2 separate regions of the Mus musculus genome follow, and region 1 is linked to region 2. The links are chromatin contacts, found by Hi-C or POLR2A ChIA-PET in ENCODE. All regions are on one chromosome and are shown on one strand. The core of a region is the stretch at or near the end of the contact, and the rest is flanking DNA. Distances in the headings are between cores, read along the strand shown. Region 1 overlaps Bcr (BCR activator of RhoGEF and GTPase). Region 2 holds the start of Bcr (BCR activator of RhoGEF and GTPase).

The links. A loop is a pair of places that touch in the nucleus more often than their neighbours do. ChIA-PET counts read pairs that join two places held with the same protein, here RNA polymerase II (POLR2A).
Region 1: a map of left cerebral cortex shows a loop between it and region 2 (2.6-fold over the local background). The contact joins the enhancer-like site here to the promoter of Bcr in region 2. A Hi-C loop is called at or near these places in 11 of 37 maps with a recorded cell type or tissue (T-helper 17 cell, gastrocnemius, heart and 1 more). POLR2A ChIA-PET finds 5 or more read pairs at or near these places in 2 of 5 experiments (Patski and embryonic stem cell).

What each region holds. Positions count from the first base shown.
Region 1 is chr10:75,095,259-75,100,831 of GRCm38, forward strand. The region is part of intron 1 of Bcr (BCR activator of RhoGEF and GTPase); the gene reads left to right. Among named protein-coding and RNA genes, the nearest start is that of Bcr, 37 kb to the left of the region's middle. Within about 2 kb of position 3,511, at least 2 of the 3 ENCODE cell types and tissues checked have a DNase peak (open chromatin) inside an H3K27ac peak, as active enhancers do; they include gastrocnemius and left cerebral cortex, where a contact is called at or near this core.
Region 2 is chr10:75,057,068-75,062,490 of GRCm38, forward strand. It overlaps Bcr (BCR activator of RhoGEF and GTPase), which reads left to right and starts at 3,829. Exons shown (of 23, transcript NM_001081412.2): 1 at 3,829-5,243. The coding sequence starts at 3,959.

The DNA.
Region 1 (5,573 bases), core at 2,261-4,760, 38 kb after region 2:
CCCCACCTTGAGTGCACTTCCTTTCTGGTATTATATGAAACTGTTTGCTGTATTCATAACATTGGAAAACTGGAACCAAGCATCTTGCAATAGGAAAGGGATTAAAGGAGCTTGCCCGTTTCCAACAGTGATGACGACAGTTATATAACATCATGGAACAAGCTCCCAAATGGAGAAGGCGAGAAGCAGAGTTCTGTTAGATGAGAATCTGCTGTTGCCTGCTGTATAATGGCAGTCCCAAAATTTAGAGGCGCAAGTCAATCTCTTGTGATTCCGGGCTAGCCGGTGGTTTGCCCTTCTGAGCATGTGGTCTTTCTTAGCTACAGGCTGCTTGGGTATGGGTTGAAGCTAGTACCATCAGCGTTCTAACCCCCTGCAATGCGGCCTGGGTGGATATGCTGGGAGGAAGGCATCTCTCTCGTCTGGATTGTCCATCATTTTGCAGCTGAGCCTGAGCTTCCTCACATTCTCATGAAAATGGGAGCTGCAGAGACATGATGTCAGGGCTGTGGAGCCCATACCTTGTTATTTCTGCCACATTTTGGTGGTTATTGTGGGTTCCAAGTCCACTGCAGACCCAAGGAGGCAGAGGGCAGGAGTCTACCTCTTAGTGAGAACAGGAAGGTCATACTGTCAAGGAATGGAACACAACAGGCAGGAGCCCTGGGGGCCAGGGTTATACTCTGTCCCAGAGTTTTATTAGTTAGTCCAAGGTCATATGAGTACTGGAAGGATTGTGAGCAAACAAACCCAGACCATTGGTTAAGGGGTGAGCGGGATTGTGGATGTCTTCTTATTTGGGGTTTGCTGCTTCCATATTGAAATGATGGTTCTAAAATAAAGTTTATTGGCTGGGGTATAGACCATTGATAGAACCTGTGCTTAGCGTACAGGAGGTTCTGAGTTTGTCTGCAGTCTTACAATAAATAAATAATAAAACCAGTGTGATGATACAGGCTTGTAATCCCAGCAGTCAGGATGGTGAACCAGGAAAATCATGTGTGCAAGGCCAGCCTGGACTATATGATAAGACTCTGTGTGTGTGTGTATAGACATGTATATATGTATATGAGTGTGTGTATATACATATATATAATTAGGATGAGGATATAGCTTAGTGGTACAATATTTGCTTAGCATGCATGAAGCTTCAAATTCGATTCCCAGCAGCACAAATAGAAATAATAAAGTTTCATGATGCTAATTGGTTCCTCACTCTAGAATAACGGGAATGGCATGTGGTGGGGTCACTGTATTTGCCCCACAGACTTGGAGCATGTGCGATGCCTGTAACCTGAGCTTCAGGGAAGTGTTGGAAGATGGTGATTGGCATGTGGGACACCTTCACGCACTACTATTTTTACCTTCTGCCCTTTTGAGGGAAGGTGGGTGGGCCATTAGTGTAACAGGAGAGTGATCTCAGAGCAGGAGGTGTCAGCTAGTCACTTTTGTAAGGCAGGTAAGGGGCCTACCCAGTGTAAAACGACTGTCCTTAAACAGTGTGATGGGACTCTGGGTATCCAGGTAGCCAAGGGTGGTGCTAGCTGCTTGCTCTTGTGTCTGAAGGGCAAAATGGTGATAAAGGGACAAAGGAGTATCTGTTTCCACAAAGAAGTATCTGTTTCCCAAAGGAGTATCTGTTTCCCAATGGAGTATCTGTTGCCCCGCTCCCATCCTTTTTAGGTCTTCCTATTCTAAGCAGTGGTTCTTGGTATTCGTCTTGCAGGTCCCTCAGGAAGTGTTTCGAAATAAAAATGTAATAAATGAATACATGGGAAAACCCGTTCAGCTTGCATGTGGGACAGTGGGTGGTTAGAGTTGGAGGAAGGGCTCTACTCCTCCAGTGAGGGCTCCTGGGCCCTGTGGGTTGAGGGTTGCAGGCTTGTATTAGAGCGGGCTTGGCACTCAGGTTGTGCTGAAGGGAGAGCCAGGCCAGATTCTCCTATCTGTTTCATGGAGGAAAGTCAGGCTCTTGAGATAAGTGGTGTGAACATGTCCAGATAAACATGCCTACTCCAGGGAAGCCTCTTCAGATAGCCACCTCCCCCCACCCCCAATCCTCTGTAGAGATTTGTCCCATCACATGTTTCTGCCCCTGCTCTCCTCATCCCGGACTCCTGCTCTCAGTTACTTTTGTTTTAACTGAAGCTAGAGTGAGAAAATGCCTCCCTCAGATTGACCTGTGGGCTGGGTTAGCATTTTCTTGACTAATGATTGTGATGCATACTGGACTGGCAGTGGTGCTGTTCCTGGATAGGTGTTTCTAGGTTGTCTGAGAGATCCGGCTGAGCCAGCCGTGGGAGTAAGGCAGTAAGTGGTATTTCCCTATGCTCGTCGTGCCTCAGTTCCTACCTCCCTGCTTGGGTTCCTGTCTTGACTTTCTCCATGATGGGCTGTGATTGGGATGTATAAACCAGATGCACCCTTTACCCCCGATGTTGCTTTTGGTCAGGGTGTTGATTACAGCAGAACAAAGTAAACCTTAGACAACAACTAAGAGCCTTGGATCTTCGTGATCAGACCCTGCAAGCACCACAGCCCCTTAAAGTTCTCCAGGCTCCACGCAGGTTGTGAGCGGTAGAAGCCCTCAGCTGGGTGGGCACCAGGTCTAGCTTCTGCCACTGGCCAGTGTCTCTGCTTTCCTCCCCATCTTGGGGGTCATGAAAGAATTCTAGATTATGTAGCCATGGTTCCTGGAGCTCTGTCCTTTGTGTTTGCTGGTTGAGATTATGCAGCCATGGTGCCTGGAGCTCTGTGCTTGCTGGTTGCAGTGACCAAACCCATGACCACCACCATGTGACATGGAAGCCACCATGTGGGTGAGGGAAACCAGGAGAGTCTCAGCCTAGTCCTTCTTGTGCTAGGGCTGACAGTGAGGAGGGTCTGATCTATTTAGCAGTACCTAGGTGAGAGGAGAGGTGTGGATGCTCGTCTGTTTGTACCACGTTGGGGGACAGGACTTAGTCTGGGCAGGAATAGCCAAGAATGAGCTGAAGTATTCTGATCTCTCATTAGCATTTTGGCCCTAAGTGTCGGCACAGGCGTTTCCCCAAGGCAGAAACCCTTTTGAGATAGCCTGGCCCACCCTGGGACTGGAAGGAAGAAGGTGCAGGCATCTCATAATGGCTTGGCTTGTTTCTATTCATGTGTGGTGGTGGTTGGTTTGGGTTTTTTTTTTTTTTTTTTTTTTTTTTTGCTTTGTTTTGTTTGTTTGGTTGTCTTTCTCTCCTGTCCTGAAATGAGGTAGCTCTGCGGTCAGTATCTATCAGTGGCTAGGATGAATAGCCTATTTACTAGTTTCACTAAGAGGCCTTTTGCCTGTGAGAGAGGTCAAGCCCCCGCACAGGGAGGCAGGAGTGTTTACAGAGTGAACAGCTGGTGCAGGGTGCAGAGGTGACTGATCCCTCATTATGGAGGAGGGAGGGCCTGCAGCGTGCCAGCCCGTTCTGTCATGCCTGTGGTCCTAATGATCTGATGATGGATAGATGGACCCAGGGTCTGGCTGGCAGGGCAGTAAAAACAGGAAACCGAATCTTTTGAAAATAATCCAGGGGGAGGGGAGAAAGTGAAGCAAAGCCCTTTAGCCAACAGATGGCTCTCAGAGATGTATCTTCCAGAGGGCCTTGTATTCAAAGCTGAAAATGCCAACAGGCCTGCAAAAGGCTGTGACGGCTAGACTGAGGACGCTTCGGAGGGTAGCAGGCATTTGCAAGGTCTGTACCTAGCAGCGCATGTTCTTGCAAGAAGCGTACCCTTCTCCAGCCTCTCTCCCTATACCAACCAGCCCTGAATGGTGTGTGGACCCCTACTTTGAGTGTGGCCTTTTCCTGCCATCTGCTCTGCTCTGCCCTGCCCTGCCCATGTTAGCCACTGTGCATGCCCAGCTCATCTCCCAAGAACCCCACCTTTCTTTCCTTCTAAGAAACCCACAAGCTAATCATGGTTTTGAGTTCAAGATTATGAATCTCAAGCTGGCAGTCTTACAGGGCTGTGTAACCTACATTTGGCTTTCCTACCCTTCTGTATGGCAGGACAGCTCCTTCATTTTGCTGAGATTTTTGCCCTGCGGGTACTTCCTGTATTCTACTTGTTTGCCTAGTATCGGCTACCAAGCTGTCACCAGATCCTCCAGGCCTCAGCATTAGCTTCGGTACTTTGCTTCTCCACTTTTTTTATTCCACCTTTCTTCCTAAATATCACATAATTTGTGGCTTCACCACCTCTCTTGGTTCCTTGCCCTTCACACCTTCCTGTAGCGTCCTGCTCACTCTGATACCTAGCGAACACTGAACTTGTAGCTCCTGAAATGTGGAGCCATCCTGGTACTTCGGCCCAGGGAATGGTGCTGTTAGAAGAGGGGGGCCTGTTGGAGTAGGTGTGGCCTTGCTGGAATAGGAATGGTCCTGTTGGAGTAGGTGTGTCACTGGATGTGGACTTTTAAGACGCTCATCCTAAACCGGGCAATGGTGGCGCATGCCTTTAATTCCAGCACTTGGGAAGCAGAGGCAGGAAGATTTCTGAGTTCCAGGACAGCCAGGGCTATACAAAGAAACCCTGTTTCGAAAATTAAAAAAAAAAAAAAAAATCTCATCCTAGCTGCCTGGAAGCCAGTATTCTGCTAGCAGCCTTCAGATGAAGATGTAGAACTCTCAGCTTCTCATGCACCATGCCTCCCTGGATGCTGCCATGCTCCTGCCTTGATGATAATGGGCTGAATCTCTGAACCTGTAAGCCAGCCCCAATTAAATGTTGTCCTTATGAGAGTTGCCGTGGTCATGGTGCCTTTTCACAGCAGTAAAACCCTAAGACATTAAGTCTCTGGAAGACATAGCCTCTGGTGCCATTGCCAGCCTCTCTGGCTGTCCAGAGGGGAGCATTCCGTCTGCTGCCTATTTTTAAAGCCATCTGAACACACAGCAGACTCCCTCAGTACCTTGCTGTATCTTCTCTCAGAAATGCATAAAGCACTTCAGGTCTCAAGTGGAGGTGACGTCGATCTCACTCCTGCTGAAAGTCCTTCTGAAGGGAGGCTTACACTGGTGCTGGGGAGATCTGTGGGGAGTGTATAAGGGAGAGGACCTCCTTAGAGGAAGCCAGGTCCAGGTGGTAGGGAGTGGCCTTTACATCTGCCAGTCCAGGCTGTCCCTCCAACCCATCCATTTTGGCTCAGTGGTTCCAACTGTTCTTGGAGAAGCATCAGCTCCAGGCCACACCCAGATAGGAAATGCTGAGAGCACCAGCCCCCTGAGCCAAGCCTTGACAGGCTGGGTCTGCTGGGGAAAGCTAAGAGCAGAAGCCCCGGGGCTGTCTGAAGCTTCTCCGCCTACTTGTACGCGCAGCTCGCTTCTGTTTTATGGATGCTTGATACATAATTCATGCCGTTCCTAGCTAGTTCTTGGGATGTCGGGCAGATGGGCCATGGGTGTGGCCTGGGGTACACTCCTCTGGGCCTCCATGTTCCTGTCTGTAAGGTGGGACTTAATAACCTCCACCGTCCTGGCTCCCTGGAATTGTGGTAACAACCGGAGAGAACAGCGTGCCTGCTCTGTGGCTTAAGGAGACAGATTCCATTC
Region 2 (5,423 bases), core at 2,579-5,078:
CAAATAAACCAAGCATGGTGATGCATACTTGTTTGGAACCAAAGATGAGCACTGGGTACCTGAAATCTCACATAGGATTCTCTGCCTCTCCTTGCAGTCAGACCCCCATGACTGATCGTTCTCCCTAATTTCCCACACCCAACCCATCTTACAAGTCCTATGGGCTCCACTCCTAAAATGGACTTGCAAACTATCACGCTCTCCCAGTCACCTTACTTCCAACCTAGTCTAAGTCAGCAGCTTCTCTCTCCATAGACAGCTGCCACAGACCGGTTCTTACTGCTATGTCATCTAACTCTCCCACCCAAACATATCAGGCAGGTCTCTTTCTGCTTACTGTGTGGACCGCTGACCTAGCAGCTGCCGGGAGCACTTCAGTACAAATCCATTGAAGTTCAATTCGACATTCTGCTCTTTGATCCATTGAAGCCAACGTTTTAGTGCCTGGGATCCACATGGAGAAGGTACACAGATTTTAAAACGTTGACTGTGGCGGGAAGTTCTGGACCATGCATAAGGCCCATTTGGTGACTTGACTTGCCTTTAAAATGAAGCCTAAGTCTCTTAGGGATATAGAAGCCTACCTATGATCTTACCTCCTGCTCCCCACACCGACCTCATCTCCTAATTTAGCTGTTCCTCAAATAGCTACTTTCTGAAGCCTCTTTCTTGTTCTCTATCTCATCTGCTATAGCCCTAGCCCACTGCCCTAGCTGTGGCCCTAGCCCACTGTCACCTTGTCCAGGCTAGCCCTTCCCCAACTTTTGCCTTATTCTCTGCTGACCCAGCTCTGCCTGCCTTCTCTTTCAGTCTGTTTGTCTTTTGTGCTCGCTCTCTCTCTCTCTCTCTCTCTCTCTCTCTCTCTCTCTCTTACACACACACACATCTCTGCTGGCTGTGCTTCTTCTGGGCCATACATATATCCCAATTTGTCCACTACTTGCTGACAAATAATCTGAAAGCTTGCAAAGTTAAGACCTAGCAGAAACAAACTCTGGAAGGATGAGATAGACTGTAGTATGGATGATCCTTACGCCTCTCCTTACCCTGTCCTGCTAGTGAAGGACAGATGATGAGAACGCGCTATAGGAAAGGAGAGGAAGGGAGAGGAGAGAGGCTCTGTGCAGAAAAGAACCAGAAGCTTAGTGTTAGCCAGGGTGGTCCTGAGGATGAAAGGCTTTCCTTGGCTGTCTGACGGGGGGGGGGGGGGGGGACCACTATCTGGCTGTGCCCTTGTACTCAACGAGCACTTTGCTATGTCAAGAGAACAGAGCCTGCAAAACCCAACGGACAGCTTCTGAGTTTTAAAAGCAAATTTATTTATTTATAAAATATTAAAAGCTAGCATGCGGGCGCATAAACATAGTCCCAGCTGCTCAGGAGGCCGCAGCCAGAAGTGGATCACTTGAGTCCAGAAGTATGGGCCCTCATCTCAAAATAAATGAACGGTTGAGTACATGGAAAATATTTACAGGAGAGGGAGAGGGAGGAGTGTGGTTCAGTGGCAAAGCGGATGCTGAGCGTGTTAACAGGTCCCGGGGTTCCAACTCCCAGCACCTCACACACCAAAAACTCTGCACAAATTATCATATGGATGAATGGCAGCACCCTCTCCCACCAAAGTACTAATTGCTGTTCCACACATTAATGGTTATATGGGCCCTACCAAGCCTACTGGGAACTTAAGGACCCAGTCAACAGGGGGGGGGGGGGAGAAGAAGAAGAATGTAGTCTTTGGAAGAGTCTCCTTTTTTCAGATGGCCAGGAAATAGGGTTCCAGAGGCCTGAGCTCTTCTCGTCTCGCCTGCCTGGCTCACTTATTGAATGAGCCCATCAGATCATTATGGGCGGCAGCTAGTATTGATTGTGACCCTGTGAGGTCACGGCTTTGGCTTTTTTTTCTCTCCGTTCTCTCTCCCCTCCCTCTCTCTCTCCTCTGTCTCTTTCCTCCCTGTATCTGTGTGTCACTGTCCCTGTTTGTCTCTGTGCTCTGTCTCCATCTCTCTTCTGTCTCTCTCCTGTCTCTGTGTCTCTCTGCCCCAGTCCCCTCCGCCACCCCCCCCTCCCCGTGTGTGTGTTATCTGTCTGTGTCTTTCTCCTTTTTATGTACTGTTAGGGATTAATCCATGTCTTACCAAATAAGACCTCTACCATTGAGCCACGCCCCCAGCGAGGATCAGGCTTTTTAACTTGCTCATTCTACCAAGGAAGTACTTCACTGTTGTGCTTCTGGGATGCCTGCTCTCTCTCTCTCTCTCTCTCTCTCTCTCTCTCTCTCTCTCTCTCTCTCTCTCTCTCTCTCTCTCTCTCTCTCTCTCTCTCTCTTTGTTTTTGTTTCAAAGCTCAGAAGTCAAGTCACCAGCAAAACTATTTCTTCTCTGCAATTGCGTTGTTTACTGCCTGCTGGGCAAGAGGTAGGCGGGGAAGGAAGGAACAAGAGATTAAAAATGTCTACAGAGGGCAGCAGCGAGCTGCACAGCGCTCACAGAGTTCCTGAGCGGGGCTCCAAAGACTCGCCAGCCCTACCAACGTTAACACAAACTGAACCCTACTAGGTGCAGACAACAGGCTGGATGGAAGCGAGTTCCAGGGCCGGAAAGAGAATCCCGGCCTAAGTCAGGGAGGCCCTGCTGATCTGGCTGCTGGCGCTGGGCTCTAATTCTCTAGAAAAGCATGATAACAGTTTATAACCAAGGAAATAACAGTTGTGGAAGCAGGTGTTCTGGTTTTATCTCAGAGCTCGGGGAAACTGAGGCACGGAGATGGGAGAAGTGGTCAAAATTGAAGCTGTTCTTCAGCTGCCAAATCCTATTGCCTTTCACCTCACCCAGCAGGCTGGCCTGGGTTTCATTTTGTATTCTGGAGAGTTCCTGCAGAGAGCATCTCTGCTAAGTGCCTCAGATCCCTAAGCTTCGTTGGGAGCCATTAAAGATTTCCTGTCTTCCACCAGCTCTGTTGCTGAGAAGGAGGTGTGCGATCCTTTCACAGAAAGAAAAAGACCCCGAAAATACTACATTGGCCTCCAGAGGTCAAAAGTCATTACTCAGGAAGGGAGATACGTTGACCGAACAGATGGGGAGACATTCCTAAGTTATCATTCAGTGTAAGGAGTCCGGTGACAACTGAGTGGCCATTGTGAAGCTTCATCACCCACCTCCAGCACCAGAGGTTCACTGGCTAGCACCCGGGCTGTTGGCTTGCACCGTTGACCTGCCCCGGTTGATTTCTCAATAGTTTGGGCCCTGCTGGGTGTTCATTGGTGCGGTCAGCACCGAGGTTGGTGGATGCAGAAAAGAGGAAACAGGCATGAGAGTCTCCGTGGTGAAAGGATCGCTTCGAATCACCCGGTCTGGGGCGCCTCTGTGTACAGAAGGGGATCAGACCGGTTAGCAGCCGTCCCGGGTCCGATTTAAGGACCCAACGCTCTTCCCGCGGCGCGGCCCCTTTAAGAGGCGCGCCCAGCCCCGTCAGCCGCTCCGCGGCCACCGCCCCCCGGTCCTCCCCTTCCTGCAGCGCTGAGTGCGGGCCGGGGCGGGAGTGCGGCGAGAGCTGGCCGTGTCGAGCGGAGCGCCTGCCCGGAAAGCTGCGGAGCGGGGCGGGGCGGCGCGGGAACCGGAGGCGAGGAGCCCGCGGGGCTGCGGCCGTGGGCCGGCGGTGGGCCTGCTCTGCGGAGGACGGCTCCCGCCGCCGCCGCGCGCGCTGCGGAGCCCCGCACACAATAGCGGCGTGCGCAACCCCGCGCCCTTCCCCCCGCCCGCGCGCGCCCCCCACCCCCAGCCGCCGCCGCCGAGCCTCCCACCTCACCTGCGGCCCCCGGGGGCGGGCATTGTTCGCCGCCGCATCCGCGGGGCCATGGGAGCCACCGGGCTCCCCAGCCCGGGCCCGGTGAGAACGCCGCGCCGCCGCTGAGCCGGACTCCGGGCGCGCAGCTCGGCGGCGCAGGTGAGCCGGCCGCGCCATGGTGGACTCGGTGGGCTTCGCCGAGGCGTGGAGGGCGCAGTTCCCGGACTCGGAGCCGCCGCGCATGGAGCTGCGCTCGGTGGGTGACATCGAGCAGGAGCTGGAGCGCTGCAAGGCCTCCATTAGGCGCTTGGAGCAGGAGGTGAACCAGGAGCGCTTCCGCATGATCTACCTGCAGACGCTGCTGGCCAAGGAGAAGAAGAGCTACGATCGGCAGCGCTGGGGCTTCCGCCGTGCAGCGCAGCCCCCCGACGGCGCCGCCGAGCCCCGAGCGTCCGCCCCGCGCCCGCCGCCCGCGCCCGCCGACGGCGCAGACCCGGCGCCCGTCGAGGAGTCCGAGGCGCGGCCGGACGGAGAGGGGTCACCGAGTAAGGGGCGGTCAGCGTCCGCCCGCAGGCCAGCGGCTGCTGCATCGGCGGACCGGGACGACCGAGGGCCCCCCACCAGCGTGGCGGCGCTCAGATCCAACTTCGAGAAGATCCGCAAGGGACCTGCCCAGCCCGGCTCTGCCGACGCCGAGAAGCCCTTCTACGTGAACGTCGAGTTCCACCACGAGCGCGGCCTGGTGAAGGTCAACGACAAAGAGGTGTCCGACCGAATCAGTTCCCTGGGCAGCCAGGCCATGCAAATGGAGCGCAAGAAGTCCCAGCAGAGCGCCGGGCAGGGCCTGGGGGAAGCACCCAGACCCCATTACCGTGGGCGCTCCTCGGAAAGCAGTTGCGGCCTTGACGGTGACTATGAGGATGCAGAGTTGAATCCCCGCTTCCTGAAGGACAACCTAATAAATGCCAACGGCGGCAACAGGCCCCCTTGGCCGCCCCTGGAGTACCAACCCTACCAGAGCATCTATGTCGGAGGCATGATGGTGGAAGGGGAGGGCAAGAGCCCTCTCCTGCGAAGCCAGAGCACTTCAGAGCAGGAGAAACGCCTAACCTGGCCTCGCAGGTCCTACTCGCCTCGGAGTTTCGAGGACAGCGGAGGTGGCTACACGCCGGACTGCAGCTCCAACGAGAACCTCACCTCCAGCGAGGAGGACTTTTCCTCTGGCCAGTCCAGCCGCGTGTCACCAAGCCCCACCACCTACCGCATGTTCCGGGACAAGAGCCGCTCACCCTCGCAGAATTCGCAGCAGTCCTTTGACAGCAGCAGCCCCCCGACGCCACAGTGCCAGAAGCGGCACCGGCAGTGCCAGGTTGTGGTGTCTGAGGCTACCATCGTGGGTGTCCGCAAGACTGGGCAGATCTGGCCCAGTGATGGGGACAGCACCTTTCAAGGGGAAGCAGGTGAGTGCCTTGTGTGGGCATACTTGGACCTGTTCTGGACTCTTGAAGTAGATTGGCATGGGAGAAAATGGGTACTTTTTGGAGTGATTTTCAAGTGCTTTTGTGCCTCTTTGGCCCTGCGCCTGAACTGACTCCACCCCCTTCTTCCTGAAGGGGAATGGATGGGGGTGGGGGAATAGA